Linked DNA regions of Homo sapiens: all the other regions are linked to region 4. Evidence: chromatin loops called from intact Hi-C (ENCODE). Cell type or tissue: heart right ventricle. All regions are shown on one strand. Region 1 has its middle 5.7 kb from the start of LGALS3BP. Region 2 overlaps CANT1 (calcium activated nucleotidase 1). Region 3 overlaps C1QTNF1-AS1 (C1QTNF1 antisense RNA 1). Region 4 overlaps RBFOX3 (RNA binding fox-1 homolog 3). Region 5 holds the start of MIR4739 (microRNA 4739).

Region 1 (5,000 bases), 410 kb after region 4:
GCGATTCTCCTGCCTCAGCCTCCCGAGTAGCTGGGATTACAGTCGTGCGCCACAACACCCTGCTAATTTGTATATTTTTAGTAGAGATGGGGTTTCACCATGTTGGCCAGGCTGGTCTCAAACTCCTGACTTCGCGATTCGCCTGCCTCGGCCTCCCAAAGTGCTGGGATTACAGGTGTGAGCCACTGCGCCCGGCCAGCCTGTTTTATCAGCAAGGTATGACCTGTATCTTGTGCCAACCTTCTGTCTCCAGTGACTAAGAATGCCTTAACCTCCTGGGAATGCAGCCCAGCAGGTCTCAGCCGTAATTTACCCAGACCTGGTTCAAGATGGAGTGGCTCTGGTTCAAACGTCTCTGACAAGAATACTTCACGATAGGTGTGGTTTATTCTAGGAATACAGGGTTAGTTCAGTATTCTGAAATCAATCAATGAAATTCATATGAAGACTAAAAAGGGGCAGGGTGTGGTGGCTCATGCCTGTAATCCCAGCACTTTGGGAGGCTGAGGTGGGCATTTGAGGTCAGGAGTTCGAGACCAGCCTGGCCAACATGGTGAAACCCCGTCTCTACTAAAAACACGAAAAATTAGCTGGGGGTGGTGGGGCGCACCTATAGTCCCAGCTACTTGGGAGGCTGAGGCAGGAGAATCGCTTGAACCTGAGAGGCGGAGGTTGCAGTGAACCGACATCATCCCATTGCTCTCCAGCCTGGGCGACAGAGCGAGACTCCATCTCAAAAAAAAAAAAAAAAAAAAAAAAGACTAAAAAGGGGGAAAAGCATGATAATCTCAAAAGATAGAGAAAAAGCATTTGACAGAATCTAACAGCCATTCACCCAATCCAATTCTAAACAAAAAGCCAAAAAACCCGTTAGGGAACATCCTTAACCCGATGAAGGGCTCCGGTGAGAAGTCCACAGCTAAGCTCCTACTTCACGGTCAGACACTGAATGCCTTCCCCCTGAGGAACAACGCAAGAGTGTCTGCTTTCACCACTTTCTTCCCCACCATTTTTTCCTTTGAAATAAAATTTTGAACCACACAGAAGTTGCAAAAATACAGTAGGTCCTATGAAAGGAAAATAAAAACCGCAATGCACCCTTCCAATAGGAAAAAACAGGAAGCTGAGAGCTGAGTCATGCAAGCAGCTGCCTTTCCTCTTGTTCCTAAGCAGAGAGCGACAGAGGAAAGGCTAAAGACCTCGGCAGGTAGCTACTGTGCTCACCTTATCTTATGTGAAGTGCCAATTTACTGAGCACCAGATGAATACACGATTGACTGTTCCCCTGCCTGCTTCTCTTCTCTTGCAACCCGTGGCGGCAGCACTAGGACCGGACCCTCCCACTTCCCCCTCCAGCCTGCTTTTCCCCTTTAAATATGGAAGCCCTCAAAGTCACCTTTGGAGAAAGGCACAGACCACAGACTGTTTCAGCGATTCCGTGTTTTGTCACGTTTTGTTTTGCCTCCCTGGCCTTATCCTTGACCTTGGCAAAATTAACTGGTTGAGAACAGTCTCAGATACTTTTTGGTTCATATCCCCCTTCTGTGGGGGATACATTCCAAGACCCGCAGTGGATGCCTGAAACCATAGATAATGTGGAATTTACTGTTCTACATTCATACCTGCGATAAAGCTTAATTCATAAATTAGGCACAGTAAGAGATTAACAGTAACATAGTAAATAGAACAATTAGAACAATAGTCTAAAATAAGAGTTATGTGCATGTGGTCTCTCTCTAAATATCTTAGTGTACTGTACTCGCCCTTGTGATGAAGAAGGGAAAGAGCAGGATGACACAATATTTCATCCCACTAGGAACAGTATGCAATTTAAAACTTATGAATTATTTCTGGAATCTTCCATTTAATATTTTCAGACCTCAGTTGACCGTGGGTAACTGAAACTGCAGTAAGTGAAACTGCAGATAAGCGGGGCCAGCAGTCGTGTTTCTGTGCAGCATTCATGTGGCTCCCTCCAGTGTACTGATTACCTAAGCACAGTACATTTACCAAACCCAGGAAACTGACATTGCTCTCATCACTTTTATTCCTCATCCTATTGGTGCAAAAGAAAAAAAAAGGAAGTTATTCAGATTTGAAAAGAAGGAATAGAACTATCTTTATTCGCCAGTGACAAGCTTTGACTAGCTAGACAAGCCTAAGAAATCTTCAAAAAATAACTACGAGGCTAGGCATGGTGGCTCACGCCTTTAGTAATCCCAGCACTTTGGGAGGCTCAGGCAAGAGAATCACTTAAGCCCAGGAGTTCAAGACCAGCCTGAGCAACATAGCAAGACCCTGTCTCTACAAAAAAATGTAAAGATTAGCTGGATGTGGTCACGCCTGCCTGTGGTCCCAGCTACATGGGAGGCTGAAGTGGGAGGATCACTTGAGCCCAGGAGATTGGGGCTGCAGTTAGCAGTATTTGTACGACTATACTCCAGCCTGGGTAACAGAGCGAGACTCTGTCTCAAAAAAACCACGAAACTACACATACTAAATTTAATATATTAATATTTAATATATATTAATATGTTAAATTTAATACATTAATATTTAACATATTAATATATTAATTCCACATACAAAATTTAACTTTATTATAACTGCAGTGAACAACTAGAAATTGTAAAATTTTTAAACATTGTCAATTACAGTAGCACCAAAAATCGGGAAATAGTTACGTATAAGTCTAACAAAAGATGTGTGACATCTACATCCTGAAACTACAAAACACTGATGAAAGAAATCAGAGACTCAAAAGAACAAAACAGTATACGTCTTCATGGGTCTACAGACTTGATTTTGAAAAAGAAAAGCAAAGTTGAAGGACTTATACTATCTGGCTTCAAGACTTAATATAATGCTGTAAGTAATCAAAACAGTGTAGTATTGCCATAAGAAAAACAGACACCGACAAGTGAGACAGAATAGGGTCCAGAAATAGACCCTTATGGATGTGGCCCATTGACTTTTGACAAAAGAGCCAGGGTAATTCACCTGAAATACAAAAGACTGTCTTCCCACCATGGTGCTGGGACAACCCTGTGAACCCTGAAAATTTGAGACAGGCCTCAGTTAATTTACTTTATTTTATTTATTTATTTATTTATTTGGGACAGAATCTCTCTCCTGACAGGCTGTAGTGCAGTGGTGTGATCTTGGCTCACTGCAACCTCTACCTCCCAGGTTTAAGTGATTTTCCTGCCTCAGCCTTCCGAGTAGCTGGGATTACAGGTGTGCACCACCACACCCAGCTCATTTTTTATATTTTCGGTATTGATGGGGTTTCACCATGTTGGCCAGGCGGGTCTTGAACTCCTGACCTCAAGTGATCTGCCCTCCTCACCCTCCCAAAGTGCTGGGATTACAGGCGTGAGCCACCGCGCCCAGCCGGGCTCAGTTAATTTAGAGTTTATTTTGCCAAGGTTGAGGACGTGGGCGCCCCTGACACAGCCTCAGGAGGGCCTGGCAGTGTGTGCCCAAGGTGGTCAGGGCACAGCTTGGTTTTATACATTTTAGGGAGATATAAGACATCAATCAACACATGTAAAATGAACATTGGTTCAGTCTGGAAAGGCAGGACAACTCCAAGTGGGGAGGGGGCTTCCAGGTCACAGGTAGATGAGAGACAAATGGATACATTCTTTTTTTTTTCTTTTGACGGAGTCTCTCTCTGTCGCCCTGGCTGGAGTGCAGTGGCGCAATCTCGGCTCACTGCAACCTCTGCCTGCCGGGTGCACACCATTCTCCTGCCTTAAAGTTGAAGTCATTTGTTCCCACAGAGAACAGAGTTGTGAAAGGAAAATATCTTGGGCCCCAAAATCACCAGCTAAAGGGAAAAGTCAAGCTGGGACTGATTAGGGCCATCCTGCCTCCCATTCTATTCAGTCACCCTCTGCTCACCAGGCGTGGTGGCTCACGCCTATAATCCCAGCACTTTGTGGGGCGGAGGTGGGTGGATCACGAGGTCAAGAGATCGAGAACATCCTGGCCAACATGGTGAAACCCCGTCTCTACTTAAAAAAATACAAAAAATTAGCCGGCATGGTGGCGGGCGCCTGTAGTCCCAGCTACTCGGGAGGCTGAGGCAAGAGAATGGCTTGAACCCGGGAGGCGGAGCTTGCAATGAGCCGAGATCGCACCACTGCACTCCAGCCTGGGCGACAGAACGAGACTCTGTCTCAAAAAAAAGAAAAAAAAAAAAAGATAATGAAAAGCAAGCTTTTCATTAAAAATAAAAGTGCAAATCATATATCTGCTACAGGAACAGAATATATATAAAGAACTTACACAACAAACAAGCCAGTTTTCAAACGTGCATAAGATTTGAACAGACGCTTTGCCAAAGAGGATGTGTGAATGACAGAGAAGCATAAAGATGCTCAACATCATTCGTCTTTTTTTTTTTTTTCTGTTTTTTTGAGACGGAGTTTCACTCTTGTTGCCCAGGCTGGAGTGCAATGGCACGATCTCGGCTCACTGCAACCTCTGCCTTCCAGGTTCTAGTGATTCTCCTGCCTCAGCCTGCCAAGTAGCTGGGATTACAGGCATGCGCCACCACGCCCGGCTAATTTTTTTGTATTTTTTAGTTGAGATGGGGTTTCTCCATGTTGATCAGGCTAGTCTCAAACTCCTGACCTCAGGTGATCTGCCCACCTCAGCTTCCCAAAGTGCTGGGATTACAGGCGTGAGCCACAGCACCCGGCCTATCATTCGTCATTATAACCACAATGAAACTTCACTACATGCCCACCAGAATGGATGAAATTTAAAGACTGACAATACCAAGTATTGGTGACGATTTAAACCACTGGAACATGAAGAAATTACTAGCAAGAATGCAAAATGTTTCAGCAACTTTGGAAAACAGTTTCTTTTCTTTTTTTTTTTTTTGAGACGGCATCTCGCTCTGTTGCCCAGGCTGGAGTACCGTGGTGTGATCTCGGCTCACTGCAACCTCTGCCTCCTGGGTTCAAGCGATTCTCCTGCCTCAGCCT
Region 2 (5,000 bases), 400 kb after region 4:
CCCACACAGCCTGAACTGTGGCAGCCTTCAAAGTTAGGCTTATTTTAAATAAATCAGTTTAAAAAAAGCAAAAACAGCTTCTGAACAAATCCATTGAAAGGAAGACTGGGAGCCCCAGCACCAAGCCCCTCTCCGGCCACTGGAGTTAGAGTGATGCTCGGTGAGACCTCAGGTGTGGCCGAGGGCAGCACCCGCACTCCCCTGGGACACACGTGCCCCTTCAGAGTGCTGTCACTTTTCAGCTTTTCTAGCCTTTAAGGATAATCCTAAGGTTGGGGTTACAGCTTGAGGAGCGGGGAGTTGGGGATCAGAGGAGACTTGAGAGTGGTCACTGAACCTTCAGGAGCTGAGGGGAGGGCAGCCGGCCGGCCCTGGGCGGGAGCCAGGTGCGGGCCGGAGGGGAGGCAGGTGTGGAGCCGGGCGGGAGTCAGGTGCGGGGTCTAAGGACAGGTGCGGGGCCGGGTGGGAGCCAGGTGCAGGGGTGCGGCGGGAGCTGGGTGCGGGGCCTAAGGACACTCTGCTTGGCCAGGCTTCAAGGCCGAATGGCTGGCAGTGAAGGACGAGCGTCTGTACGTGGGCGGCCTGGGCAAGGAGTGGACGACCACTACGGGTGATGTGGTGAACGAGAACCCGGAGTGGGTGAAGGTGGTGGGCTACAAGGGCAGCGTGGACCACGAGAACTGGGTGTCCAACTACAACGCCCTGCGGGCTGCTGCCGGCATCCAGCCGCCAGGTAAGAGACGCCTGCCCCAGCCCACAGTGTGGCTTCCACAGCCCAGTCGCTGGGAACCTGCTTCCTCCTGCATTTGCCTCCAAAACCGTTTTTTATTTTAGACATAGTCTTGCTCTGTCACCCCGGTTAGAGTGCAGTGGCACGATCTCAGCTCACTGCAACCTCCACCTCCTGGGTTCAAACGATTTTTCTGCCTCAGCCTCCCCAGTAGCTGGGACTACAGGTGTGCACCACCACGCCCAGCTAATTGTATTTTTAGTGGAGACAGGGTTTCACCATGTTGCCCAGGATGGTCTCGAACTCCTGACTTCGGGTGATCTGGTGATCCACCTGCCTCGGCCTCCCAAAGTGCTGGCATTACGGGCGCGAGCCACCACACCCAGCCTCCAAGGCCGTTTCTTGCTTGATTTTAGTGATTTTGGTTGCCTCTGATGGTGGCTTCCCTCAGGCCAGTGGATTCTGGCGGCAAATGAGCTGTTTTCTCTTTCCTGCCCCACTCGCCCTGGCAGCTGGCCTCCTAGCATCCCAGCCTGTGGCCCGGTTGTCTGCACTGGTGGGTCAGGCCCTGTCCCTACCCCTGGCGCTGGGCCGTGGTGTTCCACACCAACATAGGGCCAGCAGCACTTTGGCCTCCCCCTAGTCAGGATGGAGTAGGCCTTAGGTGCCTGAGGTTCAGGAGGAAGTGACTGAGTCTGTGCCTGGGGCCCCAGACGCTGTCTCCTCTTCCTTGCAGCCTCAAGGCAGCCTCCCCGCCGATGCCTCCCCACATCCAATGGGGGTTTGTTCCCTTTCCTTGGGTTCCTCTGGATCAGCCCCGAGGAGGCTCCGATGAGCCCAAATCCCTGATGCAGCTCACAGGCAGCTCTCGGTGGAACGGGAGGAGGCTTCAAGGGAGCGGGTGCTGCAGGTTCCCTGCATGGGATAACCGAGAACACAGAACCTTCCAGAATCCTGGAGAGCAGGGAGGGGCGGGTTGCTGTGAGCTGGTGGGCCCTGGTGGTCGCAGCCCCTTGCCTGCTACTGCGCACGGCCTGATGGTGTGGGGCTGGGCACACCAGGCCGCATGCGTGTCTGACCCGCGGTCACCCGGTTCCCAGGCTACCTCATCCATGAGTCTGCCTGCTGGAGTGACACGCTGCAGCGCTGGTTCTTCCTGCCGCGCCGCGCCAGCCAGGAGCGCTACAGCGAGAAGGACGACGAGCGCAAGGGCGCCAACCTGCTGCTGAGCGCCTCCCCTGACTTCGGCGACATCGCTGTGAGCCACGTCGGGGCGGTGGTCCCCACTCACGGCTTCTCGTCCTTCAAGTTCATCCCCAACACCGACGACCAGATCATTGTGGCCCTCAAATCCGAGGAGGACAGCGGCAGAGTCGCCTCCTACATCATGGCCTTCACGCTGGACGGGCGCTTCCTGTTGCCGGAGACCAAGATCGGAAGCGTGAAATACGAAGGCATCGAGTTCATTTAACTCAAAACGGAAACACTGAGCAAGGCCATCAGGACTCAGCTTTTATAAAAACAAGAGGAGTGCACTTTTGTTTTGTTTTGTTCTTTTTGGAACTGTGCCTGGGTTGGAGGTCTGGACAGGGAGCCCAGTCCCGGGCCCCATAGTGGTGCGGGCACTGGACCCCCGGGCCCCACGGAGGCCGCGGTCTGAACTGCTTTCCATGCTGCCATCTGGTGGTGATTTCGGTCACTTCAGGCATTGACTCAAGGCCTGCCTAACTGGCTGGGTCGTTTCTTCCATCCGACCTCGTTTCTTTTCTTTCCTATGTTCTTTTGTTCAGTGAATATCCCTAGAGCTCCTACCATATGTCAGGCCCTATGCCTCACCCTGAGAACGCAGTGAGCATGAGGTGGACCTGTTTGCTGGGAACCCCAGGTCACCCCCTTTTCTTCCTACTCTGTGCCTGGAGCATCATGTCCACCCCTGCAGATCCTTGGAAAAGAAAATGTTTATGTTGCAGGGTATTGCATGGTCACGAGTGAGGGCAGGCCCCTGGGGACACATCTGCCCACAGCTGCACAGGCCAGGGCGCAGGCACATCTGTTGGTTCTCAGGCCTCAGATAAAACCATCTCCGCATCATATGGCCAGTGACCGCTTTCTCCCTTCAAGAAAATTCTGTGGCTGTGCAGTACTTTGAAGTTTTAATTATTAACCTGCTTTAATTAAAGCAGTTTCCTTTCTTATAAAGTGGAATCACCAAATCTTATCACACAGAGCACAGTCCTGTAGTTACCCAGCCCGCTCCAGCAGTGCGGGAGATTGTAAGGAAGCGGTGGCGGCTGGTGAAGCAAGTCTCACATGTCGGCGTTCTTGGCCAATGGATACAAAGATAAAGAAAATGTTGCCTTTTTCTAGGAACTGTCAGAAATCCTCATGCCTTTCAAGACTTCTGTGAATGACTTGAATTTTTTATTCCCTGCCTAGGGTCTGTGAACGAGGCCTGTCTCTTCCCTGGGGTTTCTTTCCATGGCCTTTATTTCTCCTCTTCCAGTGGGAGTTTTGCAGGCTCTTCTCTGTGGAAACTTCACGAGCGTTGGCTGGGCCTCGGCTTCGCTGGAGTGTACTCCAGGGTGAAGGCAGAGTGGGATTTGAGACCCAGGTTAGGCACGACCCAGGCTGAGAAGGGACGTTTCCATCATTCACAGTGCCCTCCCCACAGCACTACCTCACCCCGACCCCCACCCTCACTCCTACCCCACCCCGCGATCGTCAGGGGTGCCACGGTGGGCCGGAGGGTGCCGGCTCTGGCTGTCCCTGTGCCGGTCCCTCACAAACCTCTCCCCCTTTGAAACTCAAGCACAGCTGCGAGGAGGGCAGCGAGGAGGGACCCCTCTCTCATGGTTGTCTCTTTCCCCCGCTATGTCATAGGTAGTGGAGGAAGCGAAGGAAGTGAACGCTGAATGTGACGCATTTCTGAAGAGCTCAGCTGTCACCGGGCATAGCCTGGAAGCCCCAAGTCTGTTCTGACTTTGCCTGGCTGTCTCCTTGACCCGCCTCCTAGATCATTGTCCTTGATGTCCAGGCTGGGTCATTTAAAATAGAGATGCAATCAGGAAGGTTGGGGGACTTGGGACTGTGGCTGAATTGAGACCTTGCTGATGTATTCATGTCAGCACCTGAGTCACAGCCCAGGTGCCCGGAAGCAGCCTCTTCGCATAGGCAGTGATTTGCGATTACTTTAAAGCTCACCTTTTTTCTTCCCCTCTCTGTTCGCTGCTGTCAGCATAATGATTGTGTTCCTTCCCTATGGGATCCATCTGTTTTGTAAACAATAAAGCGTCTGAGGGAGTGTAGTTTTCTGTCTCCCGGTCTGTGCTGACTGTTTGCAGAGGCCTGGCCACGAGAGCGCCTGCGCAGGATGCTGGGCATGCGCACGGGAGTCGCCCGCCAGGGCATCCCATCTGGAAACTGCGTCCTCCAGTCCGCCTTGTCCCACTATCTCAAGGCGCTCCAAGAGCACGAGCGCTGTGGTCAGAAAGGTGGGGTCTGAAGCCACTGCAAGCCCGATCCTGGCTCTGTCCCCATCCAGCTGCATGTCCTTAGGCAAATGACCTAACTTTCCTGTGCTTCAGTGTCCTCGTCTGCAAAAGGATGCTCATCGCAGAGCTCATCCCGGGGCTGCAGTGAACGGTAAGTGACTGGGTACGCGCAAGGGGCTTAGAACATCACCTGACGTGTGCTGGGCACCCACGTGCCCGTTTTGTTGCTGCTCATCCCTGGGGAGCCATCTGGATGACTTGGTAAGGAGGCGCTCAGGTGAGAGGTCAGGGCTGAGCTGGTGTCTTTAGTGTGTCAGTGAGTCCACAGGAACAGACGAGGTCGCTCCAAGTGACGCATGGAAGAATCCCCATCACTGAAACCACAGGCGCCAGGGAGGCAGGCACTGGCCAAGAAAGACCTCAACTAGAGACAGGACAGGGGCGGCCAGAGAGGGACAGAAAACCGGGAGAGCGGAATCAGAAAGGGCAATTGCACCCACATCGACCCCTTACCCTTCAGACCCACTCTCCTTCCCCGCCTCCTCCGGGTCCCAGACCCAGTGAACCTCCTCAGTGCCCTCTGGGATGGCCCCTGGGGAGTCCCTGACTCTCTCTGGCACTCGCCTCTCAAGGCAGCCCCCTGGTGCCACTCCCAGTGTCTGGGCTGAGTCCCCTCCCCTGGTCTCTTCTGGCCTGGGAGTGTGACATGGGAGTGACAGCTCCACTGTTAGCAGCTCCAGATGCTACAGCGGCCCCTCGTGCCGCCCGCACGCCCTGCT
Region 3 (5,000 bases), 370 kb after region 4:
CAAGATGGCTTTGGTGTTGAAGAACTGGAAAACAGTTATCTTTAACACAATTCCAAGACAGAACTCAGAGGCCCAATATAGTGCAAAGTTCTAGAAAGACAGCTGAAGGCTGGTCATCTCTTCCAGGTGCACCTGGCTCATCCTACTAGGAGGTCTTGTCCCGGCTCTGTCCTACCTTGAGGCAGCCTGGGGATGCTACCAAACTTCAGTGGGCCTTAGCTTCCTTATCTACAAAGCAGAGATAGGTCCAGGGTCTCTTATCTGGAACCAAGGAGGTCAGATATGTTCAGAGTCAGATGCAAATATCCCACAAAGCATCTTACCCAGTGGGCTTCGGGCAGCGCCCCTTCGTTAAACACTTGAATATTCGGCAGTGGGATGAAGGCATCCATAGTCTCAGGATAGTTCAAGCCACATTGTTCTGTCAAATTTGTGTGTGCCAACTTTAGGGAAAAACTAAGGTTTCAGATTTTTTGCATTTCAGGGATTTTGGAGAAGTGATTGTGAACCTGTAGCTTCTCACATGATTAATAAAAAGGTTGGTGGAACAGACACATTGTTCATTGCAACTACCATTATTACAAGTATAATCTTCCTTCCATCCTCTTGGGAAGAGGAGGGAAGGAGGAGATTAGAAAAGGGATTACTCATTTTCCTTGAGGCAGAAACTGGGGATAGGGAGGAGTGGTATCAAACGGTAACAAAGAGAGCCTGGGGTTTCCCAAGATCTTGTGTGAGACCCAAGGCTCGGAGGCATGGGAACTTCCAAAGAATAGGAGTTGAGGTCTGAGCACATGTCTTAGGTGCCACCATCATGGCTCACAACTCAAGGCAGCAGGCAATGGGCAAAGACTCACAAGGCCAGCTCCCAGAGAATACAAGCTTGTCCTCAATAAAGTGAAAAAAAAAATCCAAAATAGAGAGCATGCCAGGTTCCTAATGCTCTTTGTCATCAACTTCACTTCTGCTTTGTAATTTTAAGTAGGAAAGATGGAAACTTTGGCAAGCAAGGGATGTCCTTGCAGAGTGGCTGATTTTCTTCCTTCTCAGCCTTAGGTGCCCCCAAGCAACAAGAGGCAGAGTGTTTTCCCTTTGGCAAAATCCTTTCCTGTTGGGCAACAACAACAGAAATCAAAAATAAAAATCAGCCACAGTGCCTGGGGGATTTCATCAGCCCTGAGATTATGGGTCAGAAGTCAAAGCCAACTTCCAGAAAGACTGAGTCCCCTCCCCAAGGTCTCTCTCTTAGCCCCCACAAACCCATCCTAAAACTCCCTAGGAGCTCACATCTACACAAGGTGTCTGGGTCAAAACCCCTAAAGGCTTCCTGAATATTCCCAAATCATCCCATATTCTTAGTCAAGGGTAGATCCTAGAATGGGAAGAAATATTTCCTGGAACCCCTGGCAGGGAAGGCAGCACGTTCTGTGCCCTCCCTGATTTGGTAATTCTTTCTCTCTCCCTGGGCCTGTCACCACCACTCGCTGGGTCTGTTTACTTATTGCTGGAAAAAGCAATGTGATCTCAGTTAAAGTCTGCAAGACACTCGGTTCCAGATAAGCACAGCATGTCATTAGCAGCACTGTGAGTTTTCCCACCGCGGCCCTAACATCCCGCCTTTCCCAGCTATTTTGGGTCGGGCTGCCCAGTCATCCCACAAGGGCAGAGATTGGTATTGCAAACTTTGAATTCTGTTCCCAAGGGTAGCGACCGGCCGGCTCCGATGGTGACGTCCCACTGCCAAGGGGTGGGAGTGGGGAGAGTCTCCACAGAGCTTCGGAGAAGCTGCTAAGATGGAAAAGTGGAAACTTGGCAGACAGATCCAGCCTCCCTGGCCACTGGCCCATGCTCGTGGCTCCTGGATGGCGCTGCCACGTTCTGAGCAGCTTGGGACAGGTGGAGATCAGGACTGGCAGCTGCAAGGACACACCAGGTGAATAGGTTTCTTTATGGTCCTCACACCTGCAGAAAACCAGGAGGGTAAGGGCGTTCCCTCTTCCAGGAAGCCATGCCTTTCCACAGAAGTCTCCCCTGAGGCCATGTACACGTGTGCCTTGCAACTCTATCAAGCCATTTAATTTCCCTATGCCTCAGTTTCCTCACCTCTGAATATTTACTCTCCTGTTTTGGCAATGAATGTTTTCAGTTACATGGAGACAGGCATATACTGATCGACTAGGCAATATTTTACTTGATAAATAAGATGGGAGGGCCCCCTGGTGGACTCCCCAGTTCCAAGCACTTAACTATGAAATGAGTGAGTAAATGCATGTCAACATATGAATGAATGATTCAATAAAGAATGTCTTGTCCTTTATGCAGAGCCACAGAAACTAAAGAGAATTTCCAAAAGGAGTCTATGGTGAAGTCTCTGAGGATGCAAAGAAGACAAGGAGAATGAAAATCCAATGAAAGCCTGATTGTATTTGTTGACCTTAAGGAAAGTGATTTTATGGTACAGCCTCTCTGGAAGGGAGGGTGTGTTCGCTCACAGAATGCAAATACCCTTTGACCCCCTAATCTTTCTTCTAGGAGTTTCTCCTACAGATAAACTTAGAAGGGTGCTCAAATAAGTAAGTTCAAGGATATCCTCTGAAGCATTGCCGTAGTATAAAAAAAGCACAGATACCCTCAAAGGACATCATTAGGGGCCTGGTAAAATAAATTCCACACAGTGGAACACCGTGTAGCTCTTTAGAGAATAAACAGCTCTCTATATGTGATCTGGAACAATCTCCAAGCTATATTGTGAAGTGAAAATTACAAACCCTTACTGAAAAGCACTAAAGAAAATCCAAAGAAATGGAAAAGCAAAGCGTGGTCTTAGATAGAAGACTCAATATCATTAAAAAAAAAAAAAAACTCAGTTCTCGCTCAATTAAGCTATAGATTCCAAGCAATTCCATTCAAAATCCCAGAAGGTTGAAGGTGGGTGAGGTAGGAGGGGACTTGTCCTACATCATAGGAAGGCTTATTATAAAGACATAATAATGAAGATACTGGTATTGGAACAGATGTGATCAAGTATATTAGTTCAACATGATAGAAGGCCCACCCGACAAAGACCCATGTGTGTATGAAAACTTGATCTATGACAAAATTGGCATTGCACGTATATCAATGGGGATGGGATGGATCAATTCCTAAAAACACACAAGATGATGGGGAATCCACAGAAAAAGAAACGTAAACAGCCAAAAAGTGTAAGAAAAGATATACAACCTCACAGTAATCAGGCAAGGAGAAGACACTGATTACCATCAGATTGGCAAAATTAAGCCATCTGATGATGTCTGTGGAGCTGTTACTGGAAAGGGTCCCAAACCAGACCCCAAGAGAGGGTTCTTTGATCTTGAGCAAGAAAGAATTTGGGATAAGTCCACAGGGTAAAATACAAGCAAGTTTATCAAGAGAGTAAAGGAGGCCGGACGCAGTGGCTCATGCCTGTAATGCCAACACTTCAGAAGGCCGAGACAGGCAGACCACCTGAGATCAGTTCAAGACCACCCTGGCCAACATGGTGAACCCCCATCTCTACTAAAAATATAATTACCCCTATTTACCCCTATTCCTGCCTAACCTCCCAGGAATACAGCCCAGCAGGTCTCAGCCTTATTTTACCCAGCCCCTGTTCAAGTAGCATGCCTGTAATCCCAGCTACTCAGAAGGCTGTGGCATGAGAATCACTTGAACGTGGGAGATGGAGGTTGCAGAGAGCCAAGATTGCGCCATTGCACTCCAACCTGGGCAATAGAGCAACACTGTGCCAAAAAAAAAAAAAAAAAAAAGAAAGAAAAGAAAAGAAAAATGGCTATTCCATAGGCAGAGCACCCCCAAAGGCTGCTGGTTGGCTATTTTTATGGTTATGTCTTGATCATATGCTAAACAAGGGGTGGATTATTCATGAGCTTTCTGGGAAAGGGGCAAGAATTTCTTGTAATTGAGGGTTTCTCCCCGTCATAGGCCATACAGGGTAACTTCCAGACGTTCCCATGGCCTTTGTAAACTGCCACGGTGCTGGTGGGAGTGTTTTTTTAGCATGCTAATGTATTATAATTAGCATATAATGAGCAGTTGGGACAACTAGAGGTCACTTTTGTTGCCATCTTGGTTTTGGCAGGTTTTGGCCAGCCTTTATACTGCATCCTGTTATATGAGCAGGGTCATTGTGGCCTGTATCTTGTGACCTCCTATCTCATCTCAGATCCCGGGAGGTTAAAATGCCTTAACCTCCCAGGAATGTGGCCCAGCAGGTCTCAGCATCATTTTACCCAGCCCCTATTCAAGTTAAAGTTGCTCTGCTTCCAATGCCTCTGACATATTTCCCCCCTCCTTTTTACAAGAGGACCACTAATCCTAAGGGTTGTAGAGGTAGGAAGATTCCCCTTCTGTAGCTTCTTCAGGCTAAATAGGAGTAATGATATTCTCATCTAACTATTAAGGTCTTTTGTATTCAGGGTAGAGAGGAACTCAGTCAGAAAGCATCAGCATACTGACGGCCATTCATAACTCTGAGTTCCAACAAAAGGTGATATCTGGAAGACTGGCAAATGTTCAATTTAAGAAAACGGCGAGTAAGCTTATTCTGCATTCCTACACAACGAGTACAACAGGAATATATTCCACAATAGTAAAGCAAAATAAGTAAAATTATCTGATATGGTTTGCATCTGTGTCCCCACCAAATCTCATGTCCGATTATAGTCCCCAAAGTTGGAGGTAGGGCCTGATGGGAGGTGACTGGATCACTGGGGCAGTTTCTCATGAATGGTTTGGCCCCATCCCCCTTGGTCATGATAGTGGGTGAGTTCTCGTGAGATCTGGTTGTTTAAAAGTGTATGGTACCTCCTCGCTCTCTCTCTTTCTCCTGCTCCTGTCATGTAAGAGGCCTCTCCCCCTTTGCCTTAGGCCATGACTAAAAGCTCCCTGAGGCCTCCCCAGAAGCAGATGCTGCCATGCTTCCTGTACAGCCTGCAGAACCGTGAGCCATTAAATCTTGT
Region 4 (5,000 bases):
AGACACATAGCAGGTCCCCAGGAAGTGTGGTTCCTCCCGGCACTGAGCGGTGGTTGGCTCCACTGTGCTCAGTCCAGGTGTGGAATGCCCCATCCCTTAGGAGGGGTCCTCCCAGGCAGGGAGCCAAAGGCTTGCTCAAGATAGAGCCTGCAGCTGTTCTCCACAGAGGCCGCCACACATTGCTGGGTCCGGTGTCAGCTCATCGTGGCTGCAAATGAAACAAAGGGACTAACAAAAACATCTAGCCCTTTGCCACTGATCCTTGAATCCCTGGTCTCCGGCAGAAGGTTGACGGGAGGCCCAGATAGAGCACTGCTTTGCGGGCCTGGATCCCCATCAGTCGCACTGAATGACAGCAGCTGTGGCCACCACTGGGATGGCTGATCCACCTTTAAGGCTGTTCTGGAAGGCTGCACTTAACCCTGGGTTCTCATCCACCCTTCTGGCACCTCCTGACGTCTTGCCGCCTCTCTGCGTCGTCCCACCTGCACACGCCCCGAGCGCCTGTGTTGCGTCTCCAGGCCCTTCTCCTAGCTCTTCTCATATCCCTCTACCTCACTGGGTCACTCATGTAGCGAGGGCCCGGGACGTCTCAGGAGTGGGGCAGAGCTGTGGCTCCAATGAGCCTGGGGTAGTTGAGGAGAGAGATGTGTGGGTCAGTGGGGGCTCAGGCTTCAGTGTTGGAACAATTATCTGTGCAAAGAGACTTGGATAAAGAGGCATGGTCCAAGGCTTCAGACAAGACCATTTAGAGTGGGGGCCATTTGTTTACTCTGTGGACCTGTTTCCAGTTCACGTCCTTCATTTGCTCATCTCGCTGGGAGGACTGTGCGTGCTGCCTTGACTGTCAGCCTCCTGTCCTGGAGTGGATGGAGAAGGACAGGCCCTTGAGGCTGGCGTGGCTTGCTCCATTTTTGGCCAAGCACTAGGGTGCCGGCCTAGGGTGGACATAGAAGCCAGACTGTTTTCCAGGGGGTAAGATGAACCCCACCTGCACTCAGAGGGCCCTGGAGACCCCTGCCCCAGTGGTGGAGATGGGGGCTTGGCTGGGCTCTGGCCTCAGGGTCACTCTGCACTGTGGGGAGTGAGTGTCTCAGTGATCAGGGTGCAGGGTGAGCTCCTCCCTGGACCTGGACACAGTGTCGTCCTTGAGTCCCTCATGCTTTTCCATCCTGGGCCCTCTGTCCATTCTCGCAGATCTCAGCCCACAGGCGAGGGCTCAGATGTGTGTGTGATGACCGATTCAGATGATGTGCGCGGGGACCAACTCAGATGTGCGTGATGATTGGCTCAGACGATGTGCATAGTGACCGGCTCAGATGATGTGTATGATGACGGGCTCGGATGTGCACTGATGACCAGCTCCGATGTGTGTGATGACCAGTTCAGATGATGTGCACGGGGACAGACTCAGATGTGCATGACTGGCTCAGACGATGTGCGTGGTGACCGGCTCAGATGATGTGTATGATGACCGGCTCAGATGTGCATTGATGGCCATCTCTGATGTGTGCGATGAATGGCTCAGATGATGTGCGTGATGACCGGCTCAGATGATGTGTGTGATGACCAGCTCAGATGTGCATGATGACTGGCTCAGATGATGTGCATGATGATGACCAGCTCTGATGTGCATGATGACCAGCTCTGATGTGCGTGATGACCAGCTCAGATGATGTGTATGATGACCGGCTCAGATGTGCGTGATGACCGGCTCAGACGATGTGTGGCGACAGGCTCAGATCATGTGTGTGATGACCGGCTCAGATGTGCATTGATGACCGGCTCCGATGTATGTGATGACTGGCTCAGATGTTCATTGATGACCAGCTCCGATGTGTGTGATGACCCGCTCAGCATCCAGTGTGCTATTGCCCTGGCCAGGAGCAGGAGCAGATTGCCGACCAGGAGCCAGCTCCCAGCAGTGCCAGCCAGCGCCGCGAGGTGGCGCCAGGGACCACACGAACGGAGAGCGTTTCCCTGCGGCTGCTCACTGGCCGGGTCTCCCCTGAGAGGCTTGCTTCGTCCAGCATCTCCCTCCCAGTGTATTGTAACCACGACTCTCCTGTCTTCTAACAAGCAAGTTAGGTGCAGGTGGAAGTGTGGGGTTGGGGTGTGGGTAGGAGAGGTGCCCCAAGCCTCCCTTTCCCCCTGTGCTGCAGCAGGCGGCTACGCGGGTGGAACTGAACTGTGAAACCCCAAATCCGTCTCCATAAAGGTTTTGTGTGTTTGAGAAAAAATGCCTTTGCACTCTGCTATGTTCTATCTCTTGCTCATATCACAGTTCATTGTGTATATTTTACAACTCCTACATATTTTGGGGGCACAGGTGCAATTTTGTTACATGTGCAGACTGTGTAGTGGTCAAGTTGGGGCTTTGGTCTCCATCACGATGCACTTGGAATTGCAAATTTTGGTGGTTCTCTTGCTTGGTAGTTTAGGTTTGGGGAAAGGAAATGTGTGTTCGTTAACTGATAAATATTCCTATTTAGTAAGTACATGTCAGGATAAATGAGAAGGAATCCTTTCTCCTCAGAGAAGCTCTGCAGGAGTCAGTGTCTCAGTCAGCAGCAGCAGGTTATGCTCAGTAACAAACAACCCCACATCAGAGATCTGTAGCAATTGCGGGTTGATTTCTGGCTCATATGCATCTTGGTTCCTGAGGGTGTTGTGCTGTGCTGTTGCCCTCACTCAGGACCCAAGCTCATAGAGCCACTGCCCGATGCTTGCCAGATATCGGGAAGAGAGGGTGTGGTACTGCACACACTGTTGGTTCTGCAAACTTCGGCTGGAAGTGACACCCCTCTGCTCCCATTTTGTTGGGCAAAGCAAGTCACGGGATGGTGCCTAACTTAAGTGGGTGGGAAGGGCAGCTCCCCGTGGCTCCAGCAGGAACAGGAGCCAGGAGATTATGAACAACCTCAGTGACAGCCACAAGACACCTGTACCACCGACATTACCATGCACCTGTGAGTGGCCGGGCCCTGCGCTCACTACCGTGTGAGAGTTAGCTTATGAATCTTCACAACTCCACAATGAAAGACGGTGAAATCACGTGCCCAGGATCACACAGCTAGTAAGTGGCAGGGCTGGAATTCAGGGCCAACTGGCTGCAAGGTCCGTGTGCTGAGCTGCCTCTCTCTGCTGTGTGAGTTTGGATTCTGGAACAATCGTTGGCATAACTAACCACTGAGAAAAGAGACGGGGGTGAGGAGGCTGCCCCAGTTTTCTTTACTGTTAGCTCTGTGATGTGCTGTTGTTGGCTCCATTTCACAGAGGAAGGTGCTGAGGCTAAAAGAGTTTGCCCAAGGTCCCGCAGCGGGTCCGAAGTGCCCGGGCACTATGGGAACCCTGTTGCTTGTCGGTGTCTGTTTCCAAGACGGCAGAAAGCCTGACCATCGCGGGGCCCTGGCGGGAGCGTTGCCATACAAGTTTCCTTCCACCAGGGGGAGCACGTGCCTTCTCAGCAAACCCGCGACCTGTGAGCTTCAGAACCGGGAAGGAGGGGACCTGGGGCTTGTCCAGCCTGGAGCCTTTTTTTTTTAACAGATTCGGAAACCGAGGATCAGAGCGGGGGTGTGCTGTCCCCCAAACACATGCGTACTGGTTCTCGTTGTCATGCATGTTGGTGGTCCTGGTGTCTCCACATACCCCCCACCCTAACTCACACGTGCACACAGACTTTCCTGTGCCCACACACGCTCACACGCACATATATGTGGATGCACAGGCAGGCAAGTACACACGCATGTATGCACATGTGCACGTGTACATGTACCTCACTGGGCCTCATTTCTTCATTCCTAAAACTAAATTCCTAATTCCTAAAAGTGAATCAGCACCTGTGAGGTTGGTTTCGGGTGAGATTAAAATCGGTGGCATTTGCCGTATTTGGGCGGACAAGTCATGAACTTGACATTTTAGATAATAATTCAGGAAGATGTTATGATACCACCCATTATTAAGCAGAGGAGACTGAGGCTCAGAGAAGTTAGGTAACCTGCCCGAGTGTTCACCAATCGTGGGAAGGAGAGCTGAAGCTTGAACCCAGGTGTGCTGGGTTTAAATCCTCCCTTTTTCTCCCCCTGAGACAGCTGGTCATTGAGGGTCAGGTGAGAGGTGCTGGAGCTGAGACCCCAGCTTGGGGGTTGCGCTAAGGAATTTGGATTTCATCCTGCAAGCAGTGGGGAAGTCGCTGACGGTTGAAGAGAAGCTGGAGTTTGATACAGTGGTAGTGAGGTTTTAGAAAAGTTAATCAGACTGTCTGGAAAAAGAGAGGCTGGTATCAGGGAGCCTGGCTGGCAGGGGTTACAGGCCACCAGACCCGAGGTGCGAAGGCTCCCATGGCAGTGGGTAGAAGAGAGACTTTGAAGAGACAGCGAGAAAGCCTTCCAGGGAAGGATCTGTGGGAATCAGGGGGCTGTGGAGAAGAAAGCGGGAAGAGAGAAGGGAGAAGCAGAGCTGGCTTTGGGTGGGTCCAGGAACTCCCTGCCGGCACCCGAGCAGTCCCACCAGGGGCTCATCCCGAGGTGTCTGGGCAGGAAGGTGCCTCCTGGTGAGGGGTTCCGCTGCCTCAACTCTCAGATGCTCCATGCGCTCCTCCAGTTTCCCACTGCCAGGATCCCCACCCTGAACTCGCCTCTGGCAAACTTTGAATGGGCCATGCGTTGGGAGGCCGAGACGGGCAGATTGTCTGAGATAAGGAGTTCGAGACCAGCCTGGCCAACATGGCGAAACCCTGTCTCTACTAAAAATACAAAATTAGCTGGGTTTGGTGGCAGGCGCCTGTAATCCCAGCTACTTGGGAGGCTGAGGCAGGAGAATCACTTGAACCTGAGAGGCAGACGTTGTAGTGAGCCGAGATTGTGCCACTGCACTCCAGCCTGGGCGACAAGAGCGAGACTCCATCTAAAAAAAAAAAAAAAAAGCAGTGGCGCAAAGACTGTATTTCCACGCCGGTTGGACTCTGAGTGCATTTTCCAGCACCAAAGTGGGCAGAT
Region 5 (5,000 bases), 320 kb before region 4:
ATGGTGAAACCCCAACTCTACTAAAAATACAAAAAATTAGCAGGGCCTGGTTGCGGGCGCCTGTAATCCCAGCTACTCAGGAGTCTGAGGCAGGAGAATCACTTGAACCCAGGAGACAGAGGCTGCAGTGAGCCGAGGTTGTGCCATTGCACTCCAGCCTGGGCAATAGAGCAAGACTCCATCTCAAAAAAAAGAAACCAAACAAACAAAAACCAAAAATACTTGCTGTTGTCCACTAGAGTTATTGAGTTATCCTGAAATATAGTTTAAAAGGGAAATTCTTAATTCTTTTCTTTTAATTGACAATGTTCTGAATAGAGTTGGAGGCTTGTTTTTCCAGTGGATTACCGATGGGTTTTGGTTTGCTTTCTCTCTTTAAATCTATTTATAGCTTTTGTGTATTCATTGTGTATTCAGCAATCATACACAATGAGTACACAAAAAATCACACAACCAATACACAAAAGGTAAAAGTAGATTTAAAAAGTGAGACACCAAGGCTTGATTTTAGGCTCAATTTGTCCCCTCTTTGGCCAAAGATTTCTAATTTTTTTCCCCTCAAAACTGGTAGGCCAGGGTGCCAGGGTGCCGTCCCATCAGTGGTGGGAGGAAAGGGTAGTTGCCCCAGACAGTGGGTGAATGCCAGGGTGCCAGTGTCAGGGAGGGGAGGGGCTGGTGGGTGAATGCTAGGGTGCCAGTGTCAGGGACGGAGGGGCTGGTGGGTGAATGCCAGGGTGCCAGCATCAGGGAGGGGAGGGGCTGGTGGGTGAATGCCAGGGTGCCAGTGTCAGGGACGGAGGGGCTGGTGGGTGAATGCCAGGGTGCCAGCGTCAGGGAGGGGAGGGGCTGGTGGGTGAATGCCAGGGTGCCAGCATCAGGGAGGGGAGGGGCTGGTGGGTGAATGTCAGGGTGCCAGTGTCAGGGAGGGGAGGGGCTGGTGGGTGAATGCCAGGGTGCCAGCATCAGGGAGGGGAGGGGCTGGTGGGTGAATGCCAGGGTGCCAGCATCAGGGAGGGGAGGGGCTGGTGGGTGAATGCCAGGGTGCCAGCGTCAGGGACGGAGGGGCTGGTGGGTGAATGCCAGGGTGCCAGTGTCAGGGAGGGGAGGGGCTGGTGAGTGAATGCCAGGGTGCCAGCATCAGGGAGGGGAGGGGCTGGTGGGTGAATGCCAGGGTGCCAGCGTCAGGGACGGAGGGGCTTGTGGGTGAATGCCAGGGTGCCAGCATCAGGGAGGGGAGGGGCTGGTGGGTGAATGCCAGGGTGCCAGCATTAGGGAGGGGAGGGGCTGGTGGGTGAATGCCAGGGTGCCAGCGTCAGGGACGGAGGGGCTGGTGGGTGAATGCCAGAATGCCAGTGTCAGGGAGGGAGGGGCTTGTCGAAGAGAAACTTTCTTCAGGGCCATTGATTTCCCTGCCTTGTTTGAAGTGCCTGGATTGGGCTCTCTGAAACCAACAACATCTTATTAGAAGACAAGGACTTCTTCTCTTTTCTTTCTTTCTTTCTTTTTTTTTTTTTTTGAGACGGAGTTTCACTCTTGTTGCCCAGGCTGGAGTGCAATGGTGTGATCTCGGCTCACTGCAACTTCTGCCTCCCAGGTTCAAGTGGTTCTCCTGCCTCAGCCTCCCGAGTACCTGGGATTACAGGCATGCGCCACCATGCCTGGCTAATTTTTGTATTTTTTAGTAGAGATGGGGTTTCTCCATGTTGGTCAGGCTGGTCTCGAACTCCCGACCTCAGGTAATCCTCCCGCCTCGGCCTCCCAAAGTATTAGGATTACAGGCGTGAGCTACTGCTCCCGGCCTTTTCTTTCTTTAGAGACAGGGTCTCTCTCTGTCACCCTGACTGGAGTGCAGTGGCATGATCACGACTCACTGCAGCTTCGACCTCCCGGGTTCAAGCGATCCTCCCATCTCAGTGTCCTGAGTATCTGGGACCACCACGCCTCACTAATTTTTGTGTTTTTTTTTTTTTTTTTGTAGAGATGAGGTCTCGCCATATTGCCCAGGCCTGGCAGGTGTTTCTGATAGTCACAAAGCCCCTGCTACTGGGGAAAGAGAAAGGAAGGCCCAGCTAAGACCCAATTAAGAAAATCCCAGAACCAAGAACGAATTGACTGTTCGGCTTTGGTAATCTCCAACGTGTCCACCAGGTGGTGCTGTCCAGCCACGAATCTCCCAGCTTTGATCTCGGGCTTTGGCCGAGGGCACCTCCAGGGCTGGGGTCTCTCATCGTGTTGTCCCCACTTTATTCCAACGTCCACCCCAGGCCTGGGGGAGCCCAGGGAGGACCGAGTCTCCTGGGCCCCGCAGGGCGCACAGAGGTGAGTTTGGTGGTGCCGTCCCGACCTCGACAAGCATCCCAGCGAAGCAGGCTGAGCGCCCGGCTGGCTCCCTCAGGTCCCCTCTTCCGGGCCTTCTCCGTCCTGTTGATTTGGGTGTTTTAATGCAGGAAAGTAGGACACTGGTTGTCACCTGCCTGCTCCTACAAGGAAAATGCATGTTTGTGTGGTTATCCGTGGCCACCCCCACCAGGGCCTGCGGGGGGCCCAGTGCAGTGGAGGTGGGGAGGGGACTCGTGGGCTCCAGGATCCGTGGAGAGTGAGTGTCAGCGGGAGGGCGTCCCCCGACCTTGGTCAATGGAAGCTGCTCTTCCTGGGGGTCCTGCGGGAGGCCCGTGATGGGGGTGGGGGAGGAGGGGTAAACACCGGGCCCTGATTGGCCGCCTGTCCTTGGGTCTTTGCTGGTCCTAAGAGGGAACGGGGAGCACAGCTGGGGTCACAGCCTCAGCTGGGACTCCTGCCCTCCAGCACCTCAGCATCCTCCCTGCGGGTGCTCTCCTGGGGGCTGCTCAGGGCAGGTGGCAAGTAGGGGGCTGTGGGACCAGAGACAGGGGGTGGACATGCCCAGGGCCTGCCCTTTTGGCCTGCCGTGGAGACCCACCCAGGAGCACCTGGGGGCTGACCCTCCCCTGCAGAGAGCAGGGTGAATCCCAGCCCTGCCCTCACCTAACAGCCGGGTTCGAGGGGAGCGTAATTTATAATGAACCCCACTCCTCCCCCAACACCCGCCACAGGCAGGAGCCAGCCTCTCTCCTGACACCAAAGTCATGCTCCTGACCCTGCAGGCCACAGGGTGAGGAGGACCCAGAGGGGCAGCAGGGTGGGGGCGTTTCATAAGCCAGGGAGAGCTGCCCCTGTACATCCTCAGGCCTCACAGTGGAGTGAGGGGCGGGGGTCGCCTGCGTCCTCCACAGGAGCTCCTGTCATTCCACCTCCGGGGGTGCACTTGCCGACTTACCCCAGCCCTGGACTCACAGGCTGTGCTGCTGTCTGCCCAGGGCCTGGCGATTGCTGCGCCCATGATGGGTCCCACAGGCAGGCCCTGCCCTCCCATCGCTGGCTTCTGAGCAGGGGCTTTGGGGCTGCTGGACCTCAGAGGCAGAGCCGGGGCTTCTGGTGTCCCTATGTCTTGGATGCCTGGTGTCCTGAGGCCAGCGCCCCCCAGCTTGCACTGGGACCGTCCATGGAAGCAACTCCTCTTTCATCTCAGGCACTGGGGGTCCCAGGGCCAGGGAAGGGGCTGCGCAGCACCTCAGGAGCCCAGAAGAGCTGCCCGCCAGGGAGGAGGAGCTGGGGGGAGCAGAGGCCTGGACCAGCTGGGATGTTCCCATCGGCGTGTCCCTCCCGCCCAGGCCACGTGGGCAGGGGAGGAAGAAGGGAGGAGGAGCGGAGGGGCCCTTGTCTTCCCAGAGCCTCTCCCTTCCTCCCCTCCCCCTCCCTCTGCTCATCTCATCATGAGACAGCTGGCAAGGGCCTTCGGCTGCCCTGGAGTGCCCCTGCCCTGGCCAAGCTCTTGCCGCCCCCTTCTTCTGGAGGTGCCAGATGGGGCGGGCCCAAGGCAGTGGAGGTCTGGGCCCTGGCTCCAGCTCTGTCTCCTCCTGAGGGCCCTGGAGGAGCCAGGAGGAGGGCCTAGCAGGGCCGGGCAGATGGTGGGCCGGGAGGAGGGGCTGCCTGGGTAGACGGACCGACTGGCAAGACAGATGGTGGACCAGGCAGGGGTCCGGAGCCCGCCCCATCTGCTCCAGTCCCTGGTGGGACTTTTCTTGTCCACCTCGGGCTGAACTGGGATGGACTGTGTGGGTGGCTGTGGCCCAGGCCGGATTCTGTCACACTGGGTCCTCTGTCCCTGGGGCATGGCCAGCCGGGTGCTCATCTGGGGTCTTGAAGCCTCCTCCTGGCAGCTGGCACGTGGCTGGAGGTCATCATGTTTCGGGGGCTCCTGAGGGTCTGGGGGCCATGACTGAGCAGAGCCTGGGGCGCGTCCCGGGAATGAAGCCACCGCTGCAGATGAGGGGCTTTGTAGGTGGGTGGGTGACTGTAGCCCCTGGAGGGGCTGCCTGGGGCCCAACGCTGATAGGGCCCGGGACAGGAAGATGCTTAGTCACGTGTTTGCGCTGCAGGTGCACCCCCAGCCCAGGCGACATCAACGGCCAGCCCCACACACGTGAGGAGGGATTGTGGGCCCAGGGGCGCTCAGGATGGGGCCGGGCTGCTTCTCAGAAGAGGGGACGCTGAGCCCAAGCAGGCTGCACTCCTGCTTGGACGGAAGGTGGATGGGTGGGGTGGGAAGGGGTGGGAAACGCCCAGCCCTGATGGGCTTGCGGGAGCCTGCGGGAGGGCCTTGCGTCTAGCTAAGGCGTGGGGAGCACCTCCCGTGGCCCCGTCCTTAGACCCCCGAGGGGTGGGGCGCTGCGGGTGGATCCTGGGGGTCTGAGGGTGCCAGGAGGATTTCTCATGTTGAGTTCTAGTGTTGATGATGCTAATCCAAAAAATACCTGAACCAAAAACCAATTCCAAAGAAAATCCCGTGCAGCAATGGCTTTCGATCGGCTGCGGCTTCTGTGGAACAGCTTCGGTGTCTTTGGCGTTTGGTGTTTTCGGACAGGCTCGGAAGTCACGCTCCCCAGGCTCAGGAACCCCTCCTTTAAAGGAGGTCGGTCCGT

The links. A loop is a pair of places that touch in the nucleus more often than their neighbours do. Peaks named below come from ENCODE experiments on the same cell type or tissue, not always from the same donor. Only the 100,000 strongest peaks of a DNase experiment are listed, where the experiment ranks them.
Region 1: it touches region 4 in a loop (6-fold over the local background); 9 of 110 quality-filtered maps call a loop at or near these places.
Region 2: a loop joins it to region 4, with 5 times the contacts of the local background. A loop is called at or near these places in 10 of 110 quality-filtered maps.
Region 3: it touches region 4 in a loop (24-fold over the local background); 31 of 110 quality-filtered maps call a loop at or near these places.
Region 5: it touches region 4 in a loop (13-fold over the local background); 65 of 110 quality-filtered maps call a loop at or near these places.

The regions. Positions count from the first base shown.
Region 1 is chr17:78,983,137-78,988,136 of GRCh38, reverse strand. No RefSeq gene overlaps it. Among named protein-coding and RNA genes, the nearest start is that of LGALS3BP, 5.7 kb to the right of the region's middle. In heart right ventricle, a CTCF peak has its summit at 1,975; DNase peaks (open chromatin) are centred at 1,262 and 1,949; H3K4me3 peaks cover 1,723 bases; H3K27ac peaks cover 2,561 bases.
Region 2 is chr17:78,990,751-78,995,750 of GRCh38, reverse strand. CANT1 (calcium activated nucleotidase 1) reads left to right here. Exons shown (of 5, transcript NM_001159773.2): 4 at 530-733; 5 at 1,831-4,035. The coding sequence ends at 2,201. Among named protein-coding and RNA genes, the nearest start is that of LGALS3BP, 13 kb to the right of the region's middle. In heart right ventricle, CTCF peaks have their summits at 2,211 and 2,412 (motif pointing left); a DNase peak (open chromatin) is centred at 2,416; H3K27ac peaks cover 669 bases.
Region 3 is chr17:79,016,939-79,021,938 of GRCh38, reverse strand. It overlaps C1QTNF1-AS1 (C1QTNF1 antisense RNA 1), which reads left to right. Exons shown (of 3, transcript NR_040019.1): 2 at 1,703-1,933; 3 at 2,323-2,730. Among named protein-coding and RNA genes, the nearest start is that of C1QTNF1, 4.7 kb to the left of the region's middle. In heart right ventricle, CTCF peaks have their summits at 2,017 and 2,223 (motif pointing left); DNase peaks (open chromatin) are centred at 1,658 and 2,216; H3K4me3 peaks cover 677 bases; H3K27ac peaks cover 2,255 bases.
Region 4 is chr17:79,390,406-79,395,405 of GRCh38, reverse strand. The region is part of intron 2 of RBFOX3 (RNA binding fox-1 homolog 3); the gene reads left to right. Among named protein-coding and RNA genes, the nearest start is that of RBFOX3, 220 kb to the left of the region's middle. In heart right ventricle, CTCF peaks have their summits at 1,738, 1,939 (motif pointing right) and 3,442 (motif pointing right); DNase peaks (open chromatin) are centred at 1,935 and 3,435; H3K27me3 peaks cover 4,737 bases.
Region 5 is chr17:79,705,952-79,710,951 of GRCh38, reverse strand. It overlaps MIR4739 (microRNA 4739), which reads left to right and starts at 3,703; the gene lies at 3,703-3,776. It overlaps LINC02078 (long intergenic non-protein coding RNA 2078), which reads right to left and starts at 3,686. Exons shown (of 2, transcript NR_109783.1): 1 at 3,296-3,686; 2 at 1-2,480. RefSeq lists enhancers at 2,601-3,222, 3,223-3,844. In heart right ventricle, a CTCF peak has its summit at 2,151 (motif pointing right); a DNase peak (open chromatin) is centred at 2,171; H3K27me3 peaks cover 1,927 bases.